Linked DNA regions of Homo sapiens: region 1 is linked to region 2. The links are chromatin loops, found by intact Hi-C in ENCODE. Cell type or tissue: PC-9. All regions are shown on one strand.

What was found. A loop is a pair of places that touch in the nucleus more often than their neighbours do. Peaks named below come from ENCODE experiments on the same cell type or tissue, not always from the same donor. Only the 100,000 strongest peaks of a DNase experiment are listed, where the experiment ranks them.
Region 1: a loop joins it to region 2, with 11 times the contacts of the local background. A loop is called at or near these places in 5 of 110 quality-filtered maps.

What each region holds. Positions count from the first base shown.
Region 1 is chr6:4,277,631-4,285,630 of GRCh38, reverse strand. No RefSeq gene overlaps it. Among named protein-coding and RNA genes, the nearest start is that of ECI2-DT, 150 kb to the right of the region's middle. In PC-9, CTCF peaks have their summits at 3,437 and 3,639; DNase peaks (open chromatin) are centred at 3,610 and 4,720; H3K4me3 peaks cover 928 bases.
Region 2 is chr6:4,354,764-4,362,763 of GRCh38, reverse strand. No RefSeq gene overlaps it. Among named protein-coding and RNA genes, the nearest start is that of LINC02533, 130 kb to the left of the region's middle. RefSeq lists enhancers at 3,068-4,416, 3,237-4,436, 3,714-4,465. In PC-9, no CTCF peak of the experiment used is centred here; DNase peaks (open chromatin) are centred at 3,933, 4,963 and 7,353; H3K4me3 peaks cover 1,391 bases; H3K27ac peaks cover 5,444 bases.

The DNA of each region.
Region 1 (8,000 bases), 77 kb after region 2:
TAAAATGTGAAAACTTCTGTTAGAATTTGTATAAGAGAAAAGGTTGTGTGCAAGATCAAAACAGGTAGGGAGAGGCTAGGGATGACCACTTAAGGACTTGAAATCCTAATTGGAAGTAGAATTGGTCTTGGGAAAGAAATGCCTCTAGGAACTATCCAAGCAGTTTTCCAACTTCTCCACTGTCTGGCTCCCCCTCCAGATTCTTTAACCACCCTTATTCTTACCCTTATTCCCTTATTCTTTTAATCTCTTAAATTCTACAATCCAGGCATATCAAGTTTTTGTAGTTTCTTTTTTTTTGAGAAGGAGTCTCAGTCTGTCGCCCAGGCCGGACTGCAGTGGCACTATCTCGGCTCACTGCAAGCTCCGCCTCCTGGGTTCACACCATTCTCTTGCCTCAGCCTCCCGAGTAGCTGGGACTACAGGCACCCGCCACCACACCCAGCTAATTTTTTGTATTTTTAGTACAGACGGGGTTTCACCGTGTTAGCCAGGATGGTCTCGATCTCCTAACCTCGTGATCCACCCGCCTTGGCCTCCCAAAGTGCTGGGATTACAGGCGTGAGCCACCGTGCCCAGCCTTTGTAGTTTCTTAAACTTGCTGCAAACTCAGTCTCCTTAGGACCTTTGCACATGCTGCTTCCAGCCACCTATAAACATTTCTATTCCTAATTCAGGGCTAGCTTAGGTGTTACCTTCTCCAGGAGGCCTACTGAGACACACTTCTCTTTCCTACCATCCGAAAATATCCCATCTTTTGGGCTCTGCCTGGTTACTTGTCCATCTCCTCTACTAACCTATAAGCTCTATGAAGGCAGAGACAAAATCCATCTCTATAATGGTGACCTGACAGTGCCTGGCACACAGGAAGTCCTCAAAGAATATGTTGCAGATTCTGTCACTGCCCCATCCATAGCCCCTTGTGCTTATCTCTTTAGTTGAAGCTGGTCCAACTTCCAACTGCCAGCCCCTGCTTGCCCCAGGGCTTTCTCTGGCCACTAAAGCCTGCTTTGCCTATTTCAGGATCAAGGCATAAGTTCCAGGAAAGTCATGCTCCCTAGGAGCAGCCTCAACCAGTGATTGATGGGACTTTGTGTAGAAATACCCAAGCTTCCTCACCCCTTGGTGAGATAACTCTGAGGCATGTATTCTACACTGGATCTTAAAGTTTCCCAGTATGATTAAGCTCCCACAATGGTAGCAAATTCAACAATGCACCCTTTACTGGCCACCCTCCTTTCTGTCTTCTTCACTTCCAGAGTGCCAATAAACTCCTTGCTCTTGAATCCTTGACTTAGCATCTGCTTCCCTGAGAACCCACTCTAGGACAGAATGTTTGCTGAATCAATGAGTGAGCCTCTGTCCCAGTCTCTGCCGCCCACTCAGCACACCACAACTGGTGCATGAAAACTGATTGCTAGTAGGCATACATGTTCCGAGCAGGGGAGAGCATATACACAACAGGAAATTTCAAATCTTCATTTCTGTCTCTACTGGCATTTATCATTGAGACCATGCAAAGAAACCTTATTTTATTTAAAAGTGCAATGTTGAAGAGTGGCATTGAATAAGATGATTAAATAAGTAACATGGCACCTGTGAGTGTAATTAGCTCTAGCAATAGAGACCAAGACTGGCTAGATTATTTGCCAGAGAAATACTACTACTTGGTTTTCGTCTGCCTGGCAACAGACTGACATTGTACAATCCTTCTCCCATCCTGCTGCACTAATGGAGACTAAGAGCCACTCCAAGTGGGTCACCAAACAGTGGACTGGATGAAAATGTTGAAGGCAGGAATGAAATTCAGTCTTTTTCTTTTTTTTCCCTCCACTACAAATCACTGTAATTTGGAGAGGGGATTTGCAGTGGATTATACATGGCTCTAGGGCCACAGAGGGTACCTTCTCTTTTATTCCCCTGACACACTTCATCCTACAATTCTCCATTTTTCCTTAGCAGGGGAAGAATATTGCACTGGTTCTTTGGGGGATGAATACTAGAGATACTCGAAAAGTATGCAGCTTAATCCTGCGAGGGGTCCTTTAGAGTCGGAAAATTGATGGTCCAAGATTTGAAGTTCTCCTTGGGCCAAAACCCAGCTCCATCTCTAAGGGTGAGGGCAGAAGGGAGAAGCAGGCCTACAAAAAAATGGTATTTGTACTTCCCTCCTATTCTCAAAAGAAAGTGGTCTTAATTAAACATGAGTGATTCTTGACAGGGTAAAGAAATCTTAAGAAACTAAGAACTCAAAGAGTTGAAGAAGAGAGAGCAGTCTTGCTGTACTCAGAGTGTGTGCCTGAGTGTACCTGCACGTGCACGGGTGGGGAGTGGAGGGACAGGTTTCCCACTTTACTTGAATCTGGACTCTCCTCTCTAAGGCTGACTGACATGTTTCCCTGCTTCCATCCCTTCCTTTCAAATTCAATCACCTCACCATGTTACCAGCCCAGATCTTACCGTTGGACTGTGCTGACAAGTGATAAGTGTGTCCCTGTTGCCTCCAGGGACTGAGACCCCTGCAGAGCCCAGACAGGATCCCAGGAAGCCTGAGGGAATGGCAGGGACTGAGACAAAGGGCAAGCTGGTGCCTGGTTTCCAGGAAGCAGCTACAACCTGGAGCCAGCTTATGGCAGGATGGTGAGTCCAGTGACATCAAACCCTCCGATTTTTCCAAGAGATGCCAGAAAGGTACTGACTTTTAAAACTTTATAAGAATTAAACAAAACAAGTACGTAGGGTTTAAAAAAAAAAAAAAAAAGGTCATCTCATGGCCACCAGCTTGCAAGCTCCAGCCTACAAGATAAAGCTTAAGTCCTTAAGCATGACCTCCAAAGTCCTTTATGGTCTTGTCTGCCCCTGTTGTAGTTCCAGAACTACTCAGTCCTTTGTCCCCAAAGCCCCAACCCACACCTCTCCCTGAGTGTCAGCTCAAGCTAGTATGTAGGATTGAAAAGGACAGTACAGATTTGTCTTGACATGGAGTTCACATTTCACATAGCAAACTAGCTATTTATGCTTAGAATGCTTATTTAGGGTAGCTTTGAAGGGTGTTGAGGAGATTATGGGAGGGCACCAAACCCCCCGACTCTGGTTTCCTCTAACAAGAACGTTCTTCTATGCTCTTGGCCACCTTGCAAAATTGTATCTGTTCTTCAAAACTCAGGTTGAGCGTCCCTGGAGACTTTACTGACTCCAGAAAGAATCGCTCTCTTTCCCCCTCCCTGCTCCATCCACCCCCCTCCCCGCTCCATCCACCCCCTCCCCCCACACCTTGCATACATTTTTCACTATTATATGTGTGGTAATGTGCTGTATTATTGCTCCCACGTCTGCTCCCCTGCGGACTGTGAACTGTCGAGTTTGAGGACTGCGTCTCATCCTCAGGGCTTTGTTCCCAGAGCCCTCCCTCTGCTTCTGTATTCCGACACGGAGTCATCTATCACACTTCTGCGAACACACCAGACATCCAATAGCTGCTTGTTGTAATGAAACCAAAAGGAGAACTGAGAATTCACGTTGCCAGACTCCTGATTCACAACTTTCCTGTAGAACGCACCTCGCCCGCCACCTGCCTAACCCACTTACGTAACCCAGTTTGGCGTTTCCTATGTCTCACTGGGCCTGCGAGGTTGTGCGGCGGCCCCACCTGCTGCGGAGCTGGGGGACTGCCGCGGGGGAGCAGGTGGACCGCAGAGCGCAATTACGCAGAGCCGTGTCTGGCCAGATTGGGAGCGGGAACAGCTTCGTCAGACTGCCTGGGTGCAGCACCTGGGCTGTGAGAAAGGCGAGAAGGGAAGGATGAGCCATATCACCGCGCTTGCGGAGGACGTGGCGCTGGAGCGTGGGCAGGGTCTGCGGGGTGCAGCCAGAGGGATTGGCGCAGCTCCCTGAGAACCACCTGGGTTTCTGGGTAGGAGGAGTCCTGGGAAAGACCTTGCATGGGTGGATGAAACAATCTTCTATTTGTGGTGGACGCCAAGGGGAGTGTTCGGAGACGCCCAGGCATGTGGGCAGGGGAGGGTGGCTGCAACGCCTTCGGCACCTGGGGTTCTTGCACCAGCTGGACCAAACCATGGACCGAGAGACAGATGGTCCTTCATCTCCCAGTGCCTGTCCAGGTGAGCATACGAGGCAGCGATTCTGACCCTGCGTTTGGTCTGCCTCCTGGACTCGAATGGAGCCACACATGTCCACGGGAAGAAAACGGGGTTGCCCCAAACAGTGTTCCCTGGAACCACAGGCCCAGGCAAATTTCCGTTGAGGCAGTGAGAAGTATTTGGAAAATAAATGCACCCTTTACCAGAGAAGGGACCTCATCATCTTTGACATTTTGAAACCCTGGGGGGAATGTCTTTGGTGCCAGGACTTGCCTTGCATTATTTCAGTTAATCTCACGCCACCTCCCGGGGTAGGTATCATTTTAAATCATCAGAGACCTCATGTTTGCCCCCAGAGCAGGCACCAGCTGCTGCTGGTAAGATCCACACACGGTCCCCCACCCCTTGCCCCATGCCAGTTTTCTTTTGGTGGGCTTGCATTAATCCAAGCTTCTATGTGGTGACCTGGGAGAGAGGAGCAGGCTAGGTGATGGGGAGAAGGTGGTGATGGAATGCTATGTTTCCCCCCTCTAAGGGCTTCCACCAGCTGGAGTATGGCCAGGAATACAAGGGCATGACGCTGATAGGATTCTTCAAGTATGAGTCAAGGACTCCAGGGCTGGGCAGACTTGCTTGCTGCATTTGGAGTGGAGGAGACTATTCTTCTTGTCTGCATAGAAACAGCCCTGCTCTGGTGCCCATAGGACAGGGAGCTTTGAATGAATCCCAAAACAACAACCTTGCCTGGTTTTGGCAATGCAATGACAAGCACTCCTTGTGGCCCTGCAGAAACAAGGTGGGTGGAGGTGGGGAACAGGTGCAGGAGAGTCAACGGGAGTGATGTGATGGAGCAGACGACTGCAGCTAACAGACTGGCTCTGCGCACAGGAGACACTCTTTTGAGACTCAGAACAAATAGGGGACACTGTGAAGAGGGTTTCTGGAAGCCAGGCTGGGGAGGGTGTAGCTTTGGTAACTATAATTTGTCATTAAAAATGAGTGTGTCATATTACAGACACAGGCCCACGAGGTCACTTGGTCACCTGGATCACACCACCGTAATGAAGATAAAAAAACAGATTCAGAGAAATTAAGTACTTTTTCAAAATTCCACACTAAGACAGGGGAACGGAGAACAAGCAGTTGGGATGGGAAACCAGCTCTTCCTAATTCCTCGGGAGAGCACAGTACTGTGGGAACTACAGTCTTTCATTCTCATCACAGATCTAGCTGTTCTTCTGTGGCAAGTGAGGTAATTGCTTGAATGTTAGTTTTTTTGCCTTGACTTCTTCATCTTTTTTTTTTTTTTTTTTTTTTGAGATGAAATTTCACTCTTGTTACTCAGGCTGGACTGCAATGGCGCAATCTCGGCTCATTGCAACCGCCGCCTCCTGGGTTCAAGTGATTCTCCTGCCTCAGCCTCCTAAGTAGCTGGGATTACATGTGCATGCCACGACACCTGGCTAATTTTTGTATTTTTAGTAGAGATGGGATTTCACCATGTTAGCCAGGCTAGTCACGAACTCCTGACCTCAGGTGATCCACCGGCCTCAGCCTCCCGAAGTGCTGGGATTATAGGCGTGAGCCACCATGGCCAGCTGATTTCTTCATCTTTTAGTGAAATTCATATAGTACCTACACCTAATAACCCTAGTAAAATGGAATCGTTAAGGTCTCATAAGGAAATATAGTTGAGCTCATCTGGTACAAAGAAGATAATTTACAGACAAGGTGAAGCATTCCATTTTTTAATGTAGCTGGAGTAAATAGGAGTGACTTACATTGCAGAAAAACTAAACTGTTGCAAATGGAAGTTGAGTAACTGTTGAAATCAGTGATTTGTCTTGTTTTTTTAAGAATAACACTCTAGAAGACAATAACATTAACATGGCAATACTCCTTAAGTTGATCTACAGATTCAATGCAATCCTTATGAAAATTCCTGCCGCCTCTTTTGTCTAAATTGACAAACTGATCATAAAATTTATATAGAAATACACGGGACCCAGAATAGCCAAAACAGTCTTGAAAAAAAACAAAGTTGAAAGACACAAACTTTCCAATTTCAAAATGTATGACAAATCTACACTAACCAAGACAGTGCAGTACTGCCATAAGGATAGACATGTATTGAGAGTCCAGAAATAAAATCATATATTTATAGTTAATTGGTTTTTGACAAGGGTTCCCAGGAAACCCAATGAAGAAAGAATAGTCTTTCAAACAAATGGTGTTGGAATAACTGGCTATCCACATGGAAAAGAATGAAGTTGGACCTGTACCTCACACCACATACAAAATTAGCTCAAAATGAATCAGAGATTTAAGTGTAAGTGCTAAGATATGATACTCTAAAAAGAACAGAGGAGTAAATCTGTGTGACCTTGGATTAAGCAATGGTTTCTTAGACGTGACACCAAAAGCGTTAAGCAAAAAAAGAAAAAGAAAGATACATCAAAATTATGGATTTTACAGATGAAGTCAAAAAATAGACTTGATCAACATTAAAAACTTTTTTGTGGCAAAGGGCACTATCAAGAAAGTGACAAGACAACCCACAGAATAGGAGAAAATACTTGCAAATCATATATATGATAAGCATCTAGTATTTAGAATATATAAAGAGTTCTTATAATGTAATCATAAAAAGACAAGGAACGAAATTTTTTGAGCAACCGATTTGAATAGGCAGAAATTACATACAAAAAAGATATACAAATGGCCAATATGCAAAGAAAAGATGTTCAGCATCACTAGTAATTAGGAAAATGAAAATCAAAACCACAATGAGGTACCACTTCGCACCTACCAGGATAGCTATAATAAAAAAGATAGACAAATGTGGCGGAGAGAGTGTGGAGATACTGGAACTCTCATACACTGCTGGTGAAAATGTAAAATGGTGTTTCCCTCTGGAAAACAATTTTGCTATTCTAAAGTAAATTAAACAGTAATTCTGTTCCTAGATACATGCCTAAGAGAATTGAAAAGATACATCCACATAATAACCTGTACACAAAGGTTCACAGAGGCATTATTCATGATAGCCAAAAAGTGAAAACAACACAAATGTCTATCAATTGATGAATGGATAAACAAAATGTGGTCTATACATACAATTGAATATTATTCAGCCATGAGAAGAATGAAAAACCAATATATACAACAACATGGGTGAACCTTGAGAACATTATGCTACATAAAATAAGCCAGACCCCAAAAGCCACGTTATAGATTCCATTTATATGAAGTCTGGAAAGGCAAATCCATAGAGACAGAAAGTAGATTAGTGGTTGCCAAGGGCTGGAGGAGGGGAGCATGGGAAGTGACTATTAATGGGGTTGGTGTTTCTTTCTGGGAGTAATAGAAATGTCCTGGAATTAGTGGTGATGGTTACAAAACTTTGTGATTACATTAAAAACCATCAAATTGTACACTTTAAAAAGGCAAATTTTATGGAATATTAATTACATCTCAATAAAAAAATGCTCAGGTGTAGGAGAAAGGAAGGAAGGAAAGAAGGAAGGAAGGAGAGAGAGAGAAAGAAAGAAGGAAGGAAGGAAAGAAAAAAAGAAAAAGAGAGAGGGGGAGGGAGAGAGGGAGGGAGAGAGGAAGGAAGGAAAGAAGGAAGGAAGGAAGGAAGGGAGGGAGGGAGGGAGGGAAAGAGAGACAGAAAGATAGAATAACACTATAAGAAGTGTGTTGTCTGGCCCGACAGTGCAACCCACACTCTTCCAAGAAAAAAGAACGGCATGTCCCCCACAGAGAACAAGAAGGGGGGTCTCCACTGTCTCTTATATTAGGGTTTTCCACTTAGACAAAACAAATAGGATGGATGGACAGATGATAGATAATGAGAGAGGATTCATTAGGAAAAATGACTCGTGATTATGGAGGCTG
Region 2 (8,000 bases):
CTGGCTTTACTTCTGCATCATTGTAAGAGCTGTACTAGCTCTTTCCCAGGAAGTCCAGTTGCCTTTATAGAAATCAAGCTATATGATTGATGTCTAACATAGGGCATGATGTCTGGGGGCCAAAGACAGCAGGAAGATTTCTGCTTCACATAATTACCAGCAGGATGAGAAAGGCAATTGATAAAATGGAAAGTCCCTTTACGTTTCCAAGTCTGAGTTCCTCATCTGAGAAATGGAAGTAGGAATGGGAAGCTTGCCTAACTCAGGGCTGTCATGATGGTCAGCATGTTAAATAATTGACTCATTTGTTCCTTCAACATTTATCAAGAGAATGACATGCCAGGCACGGTGTTTGGTGCGTGAGATACAGAGAAGTATTAGACAAAGGGTCCGACCTCAGAGTAGAGACAGACACAAACACCTCTCTAACACAGTGGTTTCATTGGTGAATGTGTGGATCAACAAAATGTGGTGTGTGCAGACAGCGGAATATCACTCAGCCTTAAACAGGAGGGAAATTCCGACGCATGCTACAACACAGATGAATCTTGAGGACATGATGCTGAGTGAAATAAGCCAGTCACAAAAGGACAAACACTGTGTGATTCTACCTATACAAGCTACCTACAGGAGTGAAATTCATAGAAACAGAAAGTGAAATGGTGGTTGCCAGGGCCTGGGGGAGAGAGTGGGAGTTACTCCTCAATGATGTTAGAGACTGAACTGTGCCCCCCGAAATGCATATGTTGAAACCCTAATCCCCAGTGTGCCTGTATTTGAAGACTGGGCCTTAGGGAGGTAATTAGAGTTAAATGAAGGCCAAGCCCCAGTCCAATGGGACTGGTGTCTCTGTAAGAAAAGGAAGAGATGCCAGAGCCCCCTCTCTCAATAAGCACACAGAAGAAAGGCCATGTGAGGACACGGGGAGAAGCTGGCCAGCCACAGCCAGGAGGAGAGGTCTCACCAGACGCCAACCCTGCCAACGCCTGGATCTTGCACTTCCAGCCTCCAGACTGTAAGAAAATAAATGTCCGTTGTTTAAGCCACGCAGTCTGGTACTTTGCCATGGAAGCCCAAGCAAACTGATACAAATGGGTAGAGAGCTTCAGTTTGGGAAGATGAAAAATGTCTGGAGATGGGTGGTGGTGGTCGCACAACAATGTGAACATGCTTAATGCCACTGAACTGTACACTTAAAAATGGTTACAATGGCAAATTTTATGTTTGGTATATTCTATCCCAATAAGAAAGCCACACACCCACAGAGGCCATCAGAGAGATATGCACAGGACATTACGAGCCCTGAGAAGGGGGCCTGGCACAGCTGGGGAGGAGCATGGCAGGGGGGTTGGGGGTGGAAGAAAGAGCAGAGCAGATAGGGAAGCCACATAGGCTGAAGGACAGGCAAAGCCGAGATACGGAGGGTGAGAGGAGGGAGATGTGTGTGTTGAGAGCCACAGGCAGTTTGAAGTTCCGGGAGCTTGCAGTGGGAGGTGGGATGGGGAGGCGGCAAAGAGGTGAGAGCTGGCCTGCACAGCGAGGAGATGGGGGCCATGAACACCCCGGGAAGGAGACTGGAATTCCAGCCACCACTGAAGGCTGTTGGGCAGGGCAGCACCATGGTCAGTCACCTACACTGAGGCGATGTATGTGAAAGCCCTTTGCAGGCTGTAAACTCCTGCAGAAATGTAAAGTTCCATCACCGTGGTTATTGCTAGTGATGATGGCTGCAAGTGGCATAGAGCATCTGGTGGAACAATGGAACCTAGGGTTGCAGGGAGTATTATCTTGACTGCAGGGCCCCTCAAGGCAAGTTCAGGAAGCTTGGACAGCTCCTCAGAAGACGGCCTGTCCTGCAGATGCAGGTAAGAAACAAGGGGCCATAAATATGGACCAAAGATTGTTGAGAGCCACTAGGAGACACCTGGAATATAGTCACAAATCCAGACCCACAAATTCCGCCCAACAGAGACTTGGTTACTTAACAGAGCTGGCAGTGCAGGGTGGCCTATTGATGAGGCGGCTCCATTTCAAGAAAGCTCTGCAAGAATCTACACAGAAAAGAAAGCCTGGGACTCTGTTGAGGGAGCAGTCACAAATGTGAGACCTGAGGAGGAAGGAGGGAAGAAGGGTGTTGTTTTGACTATGGGAACTCATGCAGAAAGCAGTTAGACATTTTAAAGACTAGAAATGTGCTATGCACTGATATTTATTCAGAAATGGTGGGCTGAATATTTCCTATACTCATTATGGGAGCAGTTCTGCCCTGCGATGGTGTAAGCCCCGACTTGTACAACAAGGCTGGAGTATTGGAAGGTAACCCTGACTTTAGGTGCGAGATTTGTGACTTACATTTTGCATGTAATTCAAATATTTGTAGATTGAATCTTATCTCTTCATTGACATACATTAGAATCTCACAGCTGTAGTCAATTTGTTTCTGATTGACTTTTCCCTTCAAGGGCGTTGTTAGAGCCTTCCCTGCAACCCTTGCTTCTCTTGGTAGCCCTCAGAACACACGCACATGCGTGTGTACACACACGGAGCCCCGCGAGGCTGAAGGCTTTTAAAGAAAGCCCTTGACAAATCCTTCTAGATCATGAGCAATCATTTCCTAGCATTTCAGTTTTGAAGGTTCGGACTTTTCAATTTGGTCACAACTGAAATATGTTAAGCTCTGAAATAAAATATCATGAAGGCATTTCACACTTTTCATCTAAAACTCCAAAGCTAAAACTCAACAAATATTTATTTGGCATCTATTATACTTATCACTATGTGGAAAATATTTTGTTTATTTTCACTCTACCTGTCACTAAAGAATATTTATGGTGACTTTACAAAGAAGTATAAGACCAGACTTTCTGTTGGGAACAGCATCTTTCCCCCTTTGACTCCCTAGTGTCTGGCACAAGCTGTGGAACATAATAGACTCTCCACAAAAATTCTTTCAAAAAATGAATGAAAACACACAATCAATTCAATTAGGGAATCAGTATACACACACATAATAAAATAACTTTAAATATAAACATACATGGATATAATGGATGCTAAAGAAGTCATAAAAAAGTAAGAGGCGGTGAGAGCAAAAGAGGCGGGGCCAGCACTGATTGAGTCCTTACCTTGTGCCCAGCACTCAGACACTAAGTTCCATTTCCCTCATGAACCTCTGATCATTTGTAGCAGAAGAAGAAATCTAAGGGCCAGGAGGTTTTGTGTCTTGCACAAGATCACACTGCAAGTCAGAGAAGGATCTGGAATTTGAGCTCAGATTTGTAAGTCTCATCGTCCCTGTTTTCTACCCTGGCTCTGCCATGAAGTGCCACCAAAGGCTTTGAGAATGGAAGGAGGCCACTGTGGGGCTGGCTGTCTGGGAAGGCTCAGGGAAAGGAGGGATGTGAGCCGCACTTTGAGCCTGGGACTTGGGAAGAGCAGGGAGGGAGAGGGCCGGCTGGCTGGAGGAGGCAGCTGGCCAGGAGAGCAGTGGAGGATTGTCCTGGGAAAGAAGAACCAAACTGTGACAGCCTCGAGAGGCTTCCTCTCCAGGGCCAGAGCTGTTCCCAGGACATGATGGCTGGGCCACCAAATTGTAGACCCTTAAATGCCAGGCTAAGAACTGAAACTTCATCCTGTAGCAACAAGAGACCGTGAAGATTCAAGCCTGATTAACTGCAAAGTCATCTTAAGGGGAGACCGGAAAATTAAAGAATACACAGAGAGGGCGTGGAAAAGCTGAAGCTCCCTTTGCTAAGGAAAGCTGAGATCTGAAACACAAGCCTGCTCCTGCCCTTCTCTCTCCCCCACCGCAGCCTGCCACCTTTCCCAGCCCTTTATGCGCCTCCCTCGCATGACACACATAATCTAGTGACCTTGGTGACTAAGGCACAGAACTGGAGAGAATGCGTCACGCCCACTCATTCCTGCCAATGGCAAAGGGCTGCCCAGTTCAGACGTTCCCGGCAGGCAGCCACAGCATCCTCTCGCTCTGCATCCAGGGTGACTCAGCATTTGCAGAGACATGAATGTGATGCAAAGTGACTCAACCTCCCCCTCCCACAGGACTATCCCAAGCTGTGGGCTCTGTCCCAGGACCAACAGGACAGGTGCCAAGAGGGCAGGCCTTCGCCAGGCCCTGCACTTGAAGAGGCTGGGGAGGCCAGCCTGGCTGTAGGCTCCCCTCAGCCGGCCAGGTGTGCCCATCCCTGAACTCTCCTGCCATTGGCCTGTGCCAGAGCTGGGACCCCATCCAGATGAAGCCCTGATTTGGACATGAGGAAAAGGATCTCATTTTTAGTAACAGCACTGCAGATAACATGACGGTGTAGCCATGTGGATTCAGACTTAGAGATGGTCACAGGTGAGCAGCAGTCAGCCAGAGCCTAAGATGCTGGGGGTGGTTTTTGGAGCACACCTCAAAAAAGTAAATATTCTTTTTTATTATTATTATACTTTAAGTTTTAGGGTACATGTGCACAATGTGCAGGTTAGTTACCTATGTATACATGTGCCATGTTGGTGTGCTGCACCCATTAACTCGTCATTTAGCATTAGGTATATCTCCTAATGCTATCCCTCCCCCCTCCCCCCACCCCACAACAGGCCCCAGAGTGTGATGTTCCCCTTCCTGTGTCCATGTGTTCTCATGGTTCAATTCCCACCCATGAGTGAGAACATGCGGTGTTTGGTTTTTTGTCCTTGCGATAGTTTACTGAGAATGATGATTTCCAATTTCATCCATGTCCCTACAAAGGATATGAACTCATCATTTTTTATGGCTGCATAGTATTCCATGGTGTATATGTGCCACATTACATTCTAAGGAGATACAAAGTATGTATTGATGTGCTGACTTTTCATCTTAAAACCTCAATACTTCATATGTGAAATTCACCTCTCTGATCTGGGGCATCTAAACCATGACAAATAAAATCTCTCACCCCAAGGGCCTCTCCACCTCTCCCACGCCCTCCTTCTCACTAAACCAGTTCTTCAACTCCAGGCTCACTCCTCACAGATGCTTTCATTCTGACACAACACTCCTGGCTTTCCTTCCTCCCTCCCTCCCTTCCTTTCTTCCTTCCTTCCATCATTCCTTCCTTCCTTCCTTCCGCATCTGGGTTCTTTGGCCCTTTCAACACAACACTGCAACTTCCCTCCCTCCCTGGTCCAGCTGTGCTCGCCCAGTTGACCTCCAACCCTGCCATCTGCCTTTCTCACATTTGCTCCCATGCAGCAAGTGGGGTGGAAGAAAACCATGAACTAATTGCTGGCACTGGAGGTTTATTGCTTCTGGTCACAACTGTCCCTAGTCTGGCAATCCTCTTTTATGTCCCTAGCCAGACCCGTTTCTAACACTCTATGGTGCTGATTACAGACCTGTAATGCTCCCAGAGTTGGGGGCATCCTGAGGTGGGGGTGGTGGCCAGCATGCTGATGTTTACAGGTGCCTCCATAGCTGAGCCCAGCACTTTGGTGTTGGCAGTACCTGACACACCACAGAGTGATTCCCAACAGGAACTGAGCACAACAGTGGATGAAGACAGGGCTGCCGGGCACGTAACAGGCTCCCCATGGGGACTTGCCAGCTCCACTGAAAGCATCTGAAGTTCCTGGGTGTCCCCCATCAAGTAGAAGTAGAACAAAGGAAGTACTGTTTCGTTTCTATCCTTGGGAAACTGCTCTTATTCCCTAGATATGCGGCCAGGAAACTCAGAAGACAGTTTAAATACAGTGCTCTCCATAAACTTGAAAAAAGAAAAATGACCTCTTTCTTTCTGGGAAAAAAAAATATCCCTTTTTCCATTTAACATGTTTTTAAGAGGAACAAACTAATGATCTCATCTCTAAGTTGAAAGTCAGAGGGTGATTGGCCATCTCTATAAACTTAACGTCTTTAATGGAGGGAAAATATTTGCAAACTTGCATCTGACAAAGGTCTAATATCCAGAATCTATCAGGAATTTAAACAAATTTATAAGCAGAAAACACACCCCATTAAAAAGTGGGCAAAGCATATGAACAGACACTTTTCAAAAGAAGACATATTTGCAGCCAACAAACATGAAAAATGCTCAACATCACTAAGCATTAGAGAAATGCAAACTGCAACCACAATGAGATACCATCTCACACCAGTCAGAAATTGTATTATTAAAAAGTAAAAAAATAATAGATGCTAGCGAGGTTGTGGAGAAAAGGGGATGCTTATACACTGCTGGTGGGAGTGTAAATTAATTCAACCATTGTGAAAAGCAGTGTGGCGATTCCTCAAATAACTTAAAATAGAATTACCATTCAACCCAGTCATCCCATTACTGGATATATACCCAAAGGAATATAAATCTTTCTACCATAAAGACACATGCACAAGTATGTTCATCGAAGCACTATTCACAAAAGCAAAGACATGGAATGAACATAAATGCCCATCAATGGTAGACTGGATTTAAAAAATGTGATACACACACACACACACACACACACACACACACACACACACACAATGGAATACTATGCAGCCATAAAAAAGAATGACATCATGTCCTTTGCAGCAACATGGATGGAGCTGGAGGCCATTATCCTAAGCAAACTAACACAAGAGCAGAAAGCCAAATACCACATGTTCTCACTTAAAAATGGAAGCTAAATGTTGAGTACAAGTGGACACAAAGTAGGAAACAACAGACAGGGGGCCATATCTGTTGTTGGAGGAGGGAGAGGATTGAAAAACTACCTATCAGGTACTATGCTTATTACCTGGGTGACAAAATAACGTGTACACCAAGCCCCTTTGACACACAGTTTACCTATATAATAAAACTGCACATGTACCTTTGAATCTAAAATAAAAGTTTAAAAAAATGCAACAGCAATAAATAAATAAGGAAACATGTCTTTGAGTGAACACTGGTAAGGTATGCAAAAAACCAACAATTGATGTTTTTCTATTTAATAAAGCAGTAAAGTTTCCATAACTGAAATATAAAATATGACTACCCTCCAGAACGTTACACGGCTCCACAGTAACAAACTCAAGGGCAAAGTTTGGGTTCCCAAGGGTGGTGTTTAAAGGCCTTGAAAACCTAGGGCTAAGCTGCTTCACTGCCCATGGCTGGCCATGCCCCTAAGCCTCTCACTTTCCACACATTCTGGGAAGACTGTGATTTCCTGGCCTTTCTGCACTTGTAAAGCCCTCCTCTCCTCTTCTTGGACATCCTCCCCCTACATTCTGTTGTCAACTGGCAAACACCTACTCAGCCTGCAAGAGCCAGTTCAATTACTAATCCTCTCCAGAGCGTTCCTGAGGATTTCAAGATAAAGTTAGTCACCCTCTTTCCTGTGCCGTCAGAACCCCCGGGTCCCCAGACTCTGTAGCTCTTATCCTATTGTATAAGACCTATTGATTCATGCCTGTCCCTCCCATCAGGCCACATGAGTGCACGACAGGGGTTGTGTCCTGCTCATCTTTGTGTCATCATTCCCCCTGCAAAGCCCATCACTATGCCTGGTATGTTATCGTGAGTTGATAAATTCATCTTTTGAAAAAACAATTTCTTTTTATATCTCTGAATTTCTTGCTCATCATAGCTTTCATATCAAGAGGAATAGCAATTGGAAAATAACCATCCTCAAACAGTATTGATATAGTGCCCTTGCACATGAAACTATACAAAGAGTTGAAGGTCTAAAATAAATTTTGAGGCTGGGCACAGTGACTCATACCTGTAATCCCAGCACTCTGTGAGGCTGAGGTGGGCAAATCACTTAAGGTCAGGAGCTCAAGACCAGCCTGACCAACATGGTGAAACACCGTCTCTACTAAAAATACAAAAATGAGTGGGATGTGGTGACGTTCACCCAGCTACTTGGGAGGCTGAGGCAGGAGAATCGCTTGAACTCAGTGGAGGTTGCAATGAGCAAGATCATGCCACTGCACTCTAGCCTGGGTGACAGAGTGAGACTCCATCTCAAAAAAATAAATAAAAATAAAAAATAAA